Linked DNA regions of Mus musculus: region 1 is linked to region 2. A link is a contact called in ENCODE Hi-C or POLR2A ChIA-PET data. All regions are on one chromosome and are shown on one strand. Each heading gives the region's core, a stretch centred on a gene start or an enhancer-like site at or near the end of the contact. The rest is flanking DNA. Distances are from core to core; before and after follow the strand shown.

Region 1 (3,756 bases), core at 551-3,050, 110 kb after region 2:
GTGATAAGTCTATACTGAAAAGAAAGGAAGCTGCTATGAGTCAGGATATGACAAAGGACAGATCATACTTCTTGCTCTCCAAACTAGAGAGCTGAGTTGTAACTCAGTGGTGTAGTATTTGTTTAGATGTGTGAGGCCCTGTGTTCAAACCACAGCACAAAGAATGCCTTACTAGAAATCATTATCAAAATCTCCAACAGACATGAACCAGACACATAGGCCAATGGGGTAGATAGAATAGAGAGCTTGGCTACACTCTTATGTATATGGTCAAATAATTTTGTGTGTGTATGAATGGGGAGAAAGATAGTACCTGATACTATATCCCAAACTCACTTAATGTGGCCCACAGATCTACAAGCAAGCCTTTACAAGTCAAAGAAAACAGGGCATCTGGGATGGCTGTCCAGTGGCAGTGCACTTGCCTACAACCCACAGGTCCTGGGCTCAATTCTCAACACTGAAAACAGAAAAAGAAGTCAGGCACGGCAGAGACACTAGGATCCAGAGTTTAAGATTATCCTTGGCTTCAGATCAAGTTCCAGTCCAGCCTCCCAAAAGACTATCTCAAAACGTACAAAGGAGCTGGGCATGGTAGGGCATTCCAATTCTCAGAAGGCAGAGGCAGGAGGATCTCAGTGAATCTGAGAACACTCTGGTCTGACAAATGGAATTCCAAGCTAGCCAGAGCTATATAGTGAGATCCTGTCTCAAAATAAAACAAACCAACAAAACCAACAAAACACAAAAACATACAAAGGCAGTGATTTCTAGGACTTGACACCAAAGATACAGACAACAAAGGCCAGGTTGGACACTTCATGGAAATTCAAGTTTTTTGAGTATCAAATGACAGTATCAATTTTAAAAGACAACCCATAGAATGTGAGAAAATAATGCAAATCAGATCTGATAAGTCATTGATATCCATAATGTATAGCCTTACATTCCACATTAAAAGGAATGACCCAATCGAATTCGGGCAATGTTCAAATCCTGGAAGTGGTTTACCAGGAATGGAGCGGGCAAGCAGAGACGTGAAGAGCAACCTGGAATCCAAAGATAGCACAGAAGCCAAAACAAACTATGCCTTCAAGTCCTGCCCAGCTAAAAGCGAAACCATTTTTGACCGGCCCCCTATCAATGTAGGCTGCCAAAGAGTTAATCCTTAAATCTACTGGTCGGTGGGGTGGCTACTGCTAAGAACCCCATGAAGTCCAGGACGCCAGACTGTTGGTAACCCCAAATCCCTATCCTGAGTGGTTCCAAGCTCTGGACTAAATGGTTTCGCTGAGTTCCCATCCTCCACCTGTAGAGAGACTGGCTTGCTTGGCTAGCGCAGATAAATACAACCCGCAGAGACTGACAGAAGAGGCAGCTTCTGTGGCAGCCTTTAGTTTCAGAAGGGTTAGCACCTTAAGGCCACCTGCAGTCTCTGGAAGTGGCCTGGGCCGGGCTGACAAGCCTGGGATGAGTGGATGGGGGGCAGGGCTGGCATAAGGATGCAGGAGGTAAGGGTCTCCATTCTTTAGGGTACAATGAGAAATCTGAGACAGATAGCACCGACTTCAGGCCAGAAACAAGGGAAAGAAGCGTCAAAGCTGAGACACCAGACGAGGATCCCCAGCCTTGAGTGTGGGGGTGGAGAAAGGGCCCTTCTCTACACAGTCTCCGTTGTTTCTCCGGGGGACCCCCTCCGCTCTCTCAAGGGCCTCGGTCCTTCCCCTCCCCCAAAACTCTGCGCCCTTTGCGGATTGGTCCCGGGCTGCCGGAGGCGGGGCTTATGGCCCTGACGTCACCGGCCGAGGAGGGGGGACGGGCGACTGGGGGAGGGGGTGACGAGCTCCGGCTCAGCACCTCGGAGAGCTCCCTCCCCGGCCTTGTTTTGCTCCGGAATCGCTGCCGGGGGAGGGAGCAAAGGGGCCGGCCTTAGGCGTCGAGGCCGAGGGATGGCAGTGAAGAAGACGAAGGGCCCCCGGGGGCAGACGGCCCAGCCGTGATCCTGCGAGGCGGGCCGGGGCGCCGGGTGGGGTGGGGGGCAGCGGGCGGCGACAGCAGTGGCCGCACATCTGGATGGAAGCGAGCTTTGTCCAGACCACCATGGCTCTGGGGCTGCCCTCCAAGAAAGCATCTTCCCGCAACGTGATCGTGGAGCGCAGGAACCTGATCACCGTGTGCAGGTGGGCGCCGCTGGCGGTCGGGGTGGGGTGATGAGAGAGGTTGAAGCAGGCTGAGAAATCTAAGGGTTGAGCATGCCCATGAGGATGCTCTGCAGACACTGAGAAAAGGCAGGGCAGGGAGGACCGCGCTCTCTATCCTTCCTAGGCCCGGAACCGGGAGGCGGGCTGGAATGTCTGGTCCTTATTCTTGGCTAAGCCAGGCCTATGCCCAGACTGGGGTTTGGGGGATGAAGAGAGTTTAATTGGCACTGCAGTTTCCTGTGAGAACCAGGAAGTGACATTGTGTATGAGAGGGGGGAGGAGGGAGGATGGCTGGCTCTCTTCCTGGCAGTGGGGGCAGGGTGGGCAAAGGGAGCTCAATGGGGTTGGGGGTGAATGTCCTCCAAGTCCCCTCTGCCACCCCTGCCTGCTTAGCGTCTTGGAGTGGAGCTTTCCTAAGAGACTTTACTATGCTCAACCCTTCATAAAGCAATGATGGTGTTTCTAGGTAGCAGCAGCCTGTGGCTGGACCAATTGTGCACAAAGGCCCTGAACCCATCCAATGAAGGTCGAGAGCACTACCCCGCTGTAGGGAGCACCCAAGGCCTAATTGCAGAAACTGGGGCCCCAAGTAAAGACTGGGAGCCCAGATCCCTAAATCCCTGAGGGTGGGGCAGTTGCAGGGCTAGGAAAATTCTCCTCTTTCTTGGACACCGGAAAGTAATCCTTCCCACTTCAAGGCTGCAGTGACTCACCCTGCCTGCCCTGCCCTGAGGCCAGAAAGCCACCAGCTGTGCAGGCTCTCTCCCAAGCCCCCACCTGTCCTTGCCACTCCCTCTGGGATCTCCATGCCAGCTGCCTTCTCCACCTGCAGCCTCCATGTCCAATGGGGTGCTTCGTCTTGGCTCTTAGTGCTCCTGGGTGTGGGACCGAGTTGTCCTTTCTTGCCAGTCCCACTTGCGTGAACATAAACCACAGCCCTGTTCCTTCTTCCCGAAATCATGCCCACCTGATGCCCAGTCTCCGGTTACCCAGGGTTCCTTTGGAGTCTGGACACATACCCAGCCATGTTGTCTCTGTGTCAGAGCACCCCTTTGCCAGTGTCTCGAAAGTCTGTGCACATCACCTCTGTGAGGAGGAGGCTGGGATGTGCATCTGTGACCTAGCCGGAAGCACTTACTGCCTTCATATTCCAAACCTGCCAGTGTGGTGTCAAGAGATTTCTGCCCTTGGGACCATACTTGGGCTCAAGCTTTTGCATCAGTTCTTAGCTGGGCAACCCTGTGGCCGTCTCCCTCCTATCCACACTCTGAGCCTTTGGTGCTTTTTCTTAGGTTTTACATCTTAGGTGTAAAACCACTCCAAAGAATGTGTCGTGGTGTGCCGCGTTAGATACTAGCTAGTGCCTGGCACACAGAATCAGCTCTATTTCAATGACATCCTTCTGGCCCCTCTCTTGGTTCTTGGCAATCTAGGCCCATCTTTTTCTTGCCTGCCAGGAGAGCTGGGGCTTAGTGTGTGGGAAAAGGAGAGAGAGCCACTGGACCTGAGCCAGAGAAAGAGAGGTTCAAGGGACTTAGAGGTAGCTCAGAGTCGG
Region 2 (4,227 bases), core at 1,405-3,904:
GGAGGTACGAAGGCCTTCATTTGATCCTCAGCACCCACATTAAATAATAATAATAACAATAATAATCAGGCCATGGTGGTACACATCCTTGATCCTAGCACTTGGGAGGAAGGGGCAGGTGTATCGTTATCTCTCTGAGTTCTAGGCCAGCCTGATCTACATAGCAAGTTTTAGGACAGCCAGGACTACATAGAGAAACATTGTCTCAAAGTAAATAAATGAAACAAAATTAAAAAAAAAAAAAAAAAAAAAAGGCCAGGTACAGCTGTATGTCTGAGGAATGCCACTGCTAAGTGGTGAAGGCAGGTGGATCCCTGGCCAGCTGGTGTAACACAACTCCAGGGTCAGTAAAAGCCATTGTCTCAGAAAGTATGATGGAGAGAGTGATTGAGGAAGACTCCCTAGGCCTGCATACATATGTACCTACATACACAGGTATACACACACACACACACACACACACAGAGAGAGAGAGAGAGAGAAAGGCATGCACGCACGCAGAGGCTGCCAGGTAGCTTGACAGAGTCATTTAACTCCAGAGGCTGAGTCAGTCCCAATACAGACTCAGATTAAGGTCTGTCTTCCTAAGTCTGAGAGTTCAAAGCTAACCTGGCCAACTTCATGAGTTTCTGATTCAAAAAACAAAAAACAAAAACAGAAAAGGCAGAGCAGAGGCAGACAGGAGGGTCAGGAGTTCAAAGTCAGCCTGGGCTACTTGGAGAACTGCCTCACAAACAAACAAACGAACACCTAAGTTTCAAAGTTCAATAGTTTAGGAAAGGGGGCTAGAGAGATGGCTCAGTGGTTATGAGCACTGACTGCTCTTCCAGAAGTCCTGAGTTCAAATCCCAGCAACCACGTGGTGGCCCACAACCATCTGCAATATGAATCTGGTGCCCTCTTCTGGGGTGTCTGAAGACAGCTACGGTGTACTCATATAAAATAAATAAATAAATCTTTTAAAGATATATAGTTTAGGAAAGATAAGGAGAACATCTACAGTGTCATGAAAAATGTCCGGGCGTGGTGGCACACGCCTTTAATCCCAGCACTCGGGAGGCAGAGGCAGGCAGATTTCTGAGTTGGAGGCCAGCCTGGTATACAGAGTGAGTTCCAGGATAACCAGGGCTACACAGAGAAACCCTGTCTCGAAAAAAACCAAAAAAAAAAAAAGAAAAGAAAAGAAAAGAAAAAGAAAGAAAGAAAGAAAAATGATTAAGGAGGGGCCAGTGAGATGGTATGGGGAGGGGCAGTTGCCACAAAGGCTGGTGACATCAGTTCAACCCCTGGGACCCCCAGGGTAGAAGGAGAATCAAGTCCCACAAGCTGTCCTCTGACCGCCACGTTTGGGCTGTAGTGCACACATCTACATATACTCAATCAATAAATAAAATGTAATACATTTCTTAAAGTGACCAAGACCATCAAAACACTGGGTTAATCTCATGGTGGTGCCCAGATGGGAAAGATCATCCACTACACTGGTTCTCTGTAAAGTTATTTTTGGTGCTACTTCACAACTGTAATTTTGCTACTCTTATGAATACTAATATAAAATCCGATATGCGACCTCTGAATGAGTCGTTAGACTCAAAGGTTGAGAAAGGCTGCTTGCTCTTCTACATAGTGAATCAACAATCAAACAAAACCAAAAAAAAAAAAAAAAAAAGGAAAAACTAATCCAGGGTGATAGACTTGGAGAGATGGTTCAATGGTTAAGAGCACTTGTTCTTCTTGCCAGAAGACCTGAGTTCTCTCCCCAGCACTCAAGACTGGCGATTTACAACCTCTTGTAACCCTAGCTCATGGAGATCCAATGCCCTCTTCTGGGCTCTGCAAGTACCCACACACGCGGCATACACATAGAAACAAGTAAAAGAAAAAAAATCCTTTCTTAAGAAGGCACTCTATTTGTTTTTTGTTTGTTTGTTTGTTTTTCGAGACAGGGTTTCTCTGTATAGCCCTGGCTGTCCTGGAACTCACTACTTGTAGACCCGGCTGGCCTCGAACTCAGAAATCAGCCTGCCTCTGCCTCCCAAGTGCTGGGATTAAATGCGTGTGCCACCACTGCCCGGCTGAGGGCACTGTATTTGTATCTCTTTAAAATGCCTTCCCGCTTCATTTATTAAAGCTATACGAGGTAGAAATCTTCAAGTACTTAAGACTTTAATTTGTATTCTTGCCCATCTCCTCGAGGAACAACTGTCTTAGAAGTCAAAAATAGCAGACTTTACCGCTCCCAACCTTGGAGCCTGGTGTGCATTGGCGAAGCAGTAATGAATCTCATTAGCTCTGGAGCTAGAGAACCAAACCGGAAGGAAAAACCAGGCGGGAAAGAAGGAAACCTAGCGGCGGGTGGACCAGGAGAGCTTGCCAGGGCAATCGTCTAAGCATGAAACCACGCCCCCCACAAACACCTTCCCCCGCCTCTTCTCTTTTGGCCCCGCCTCCGACCTCCAGGAGGTCCGAGGCCACGCCTAATGGGCGTGGTCTTACTGCCGGAGGTCCGAAATCCCGCCAACAATGACTCCTCCCCTTCTGCCGCGGCGCAACCTGGCCCTTTTATTTAAAGATTACGTTTACGTCAGTCCGCCTTACGTAGCTTTGCGTCATCAGTACAAGGCGGGGAGGCGGGACTTCCTGTCCTGGATGTTAACAGCTTCCGAGAAAAGCCGGAAGAGATCGGACCCTGGACAGAATCCTGAGTTGCCAGCCCCTCCCCTGACCCCTACGGAAAGAGAACTACAAAGACTGTCCTGGCGAAGTCAAAACATTTATCCTGGCTTTGTCAGGTGAGGCTTTCCTTCCCCATCGAGGCACAGTAACCATCCAAACCCCCTTTAATCTCCCATGACTCCTCGCGTCCTCAAGCTCCGCCCCCTCTCCTCTGCCCCGCCCCGAAGTTTGAGGGGTGTGGATGGTTTGTGACCCCCCTACCTCCCGACCCTCGCTTCTTCACCTGACCCTAAACCATCACTGTCCCGGAGAGTCGGGCTTGGGCACTGCGACCGAAACCCGGAAGCTCCTCGGCTCGGGGGTGGGGTGGGGGGTGCTGATGGACTCCACTGCCAAGGGAATAGGACCTTTCAGACGCAGAACCTTCACCCCAGAAAAAAGCACGGTCGGGGACGACTCCCCACAGTGCGGTCAGGATCGTCCACAGGCTGAGGAGAAAGCCGAGGCCTTGGTCAGACAGATGCAGGTCCCCTATCTGGCCCCTGCCCGCGGCAGTTCCTTGTGTCCTCCGCTTCCATCTGTCTTTGCCACAGTTTCCTTTTGTGTACATCACGGTTCCTGACACTAACCTGACCAACAGGGGTTAGTTATGGGAGTGAGACGTAATTGCTATCATTTGTTTATTGAACAGTGTTAATTATTTTTGCTTCGATGATTTCACGTCTTCTTCAAAACAACCTTATGAGGTAGGTAACCATTTTAAACCCCACTTTACTGTTGAGAAAGCTGAGGCTTTGAGAACGTTGCTGGACATTGCATAGCTAGAAGAGGGGCTAGACAGTGACCCAGAATCGCTTCCCTGACTCCAGGGCCAATCTGTGTAAATAAGGCTGTGGAAACGCTTCTGAGAGTGTTGGTGTGTTCTACAAATATTCCTTGAGCAGCTACTGTGACATTGCATTAAGAGCTTCAAACAAAGAGAACTACCCTCGGTTCTTATCTTCCAGGAGTCAATGAAGAAATGGACAGGTTATGAGTGTAATGATGTTTTGTGGGTGCTGTGAGAGTAGTCTGATGATGATAATCACCAGATGGATTTGCCCAGAGACAGCTGTGAACGTAGATTCTCCAAGGAAAAGAGACGGTACTCCGAGGAATATGCAGAGAGCCTCCAATGCTTTCTCAGAAGCCGCAGAGAGGGAAAACCTTCATAGCACAAGACAGATTGAAAGAAGGATAGTGGGAACCGTTGGGAAGTATTTCCAAATAATTTCTACTTGGGCAATGGTTTTCTTGAAGCTGTCTCGTGTAGCCTTAGGCAGCCTTGAACTTGCTAAGTAGTGGAGACTTGTCTTGAACCTTGTATCCTTAGTTCCTTTATTTCCCAAGTTCTGGGATAACCAGGGCATGTAGAACAGCGGTTTTGCAGTTATAAAGCCAAGCCTATGGAGACTAAAGCGTGTAGTGTTTCTGGTGACTGTCCTATGTGGCTCCCCAGAATTTGCCAGAACAGTTTAATAGACAAACATGTCTGCTGATAGTCCCAGTACA

The links. A loop is a pair of places that touch in the nucleus more often than their neighbours do. ChIA-PET counts read pairs that join two places held with the same protein, here RNA polymerase II (POLR2A).
Region 1: POLR2A ChIA-PET joins it to region 2 with 10 read pairs in embryonic stem cell. The contact joins the promoter of Rundc3a here to the promoter of Tmub2 in region 2. A Hi-C loop is called at or near these places in 7 of 37 maps with a recorded cell type or tissue (T-helper 17 cell, heart, left cerebral cortex and 1 more). POLR2A ChIA-PET finds 5 or more read pairs at or near these places in 4 of 5 experiments (Patski and embryonic stem cell).

The regions. Positions count from the first base shown.
Region 1 is chr11:102,391,603-102,395,358 of GRCm38, forward strand. It overlaps Rundc3a (RUN domain containing 3A), which reads left to right and starts at 1,801. Exons shown (of 11, transcript NM_016759.5): 1 at 1,801-2,180. The coding sequence starts at 2,074.
Region 2 is chr11:102,282,297-102,286,523 of GRCm38, forward strand. It overlaps Tmub2 (transmembrane and ubiquitin-like domain containing 2), which reads left to right and starts at 2,655. Exons shown (of 4, transcript NM_028076.4): 1 at 2,655-2,792; 2 at 3,368-3,422. The coding sequence starts at 3,388.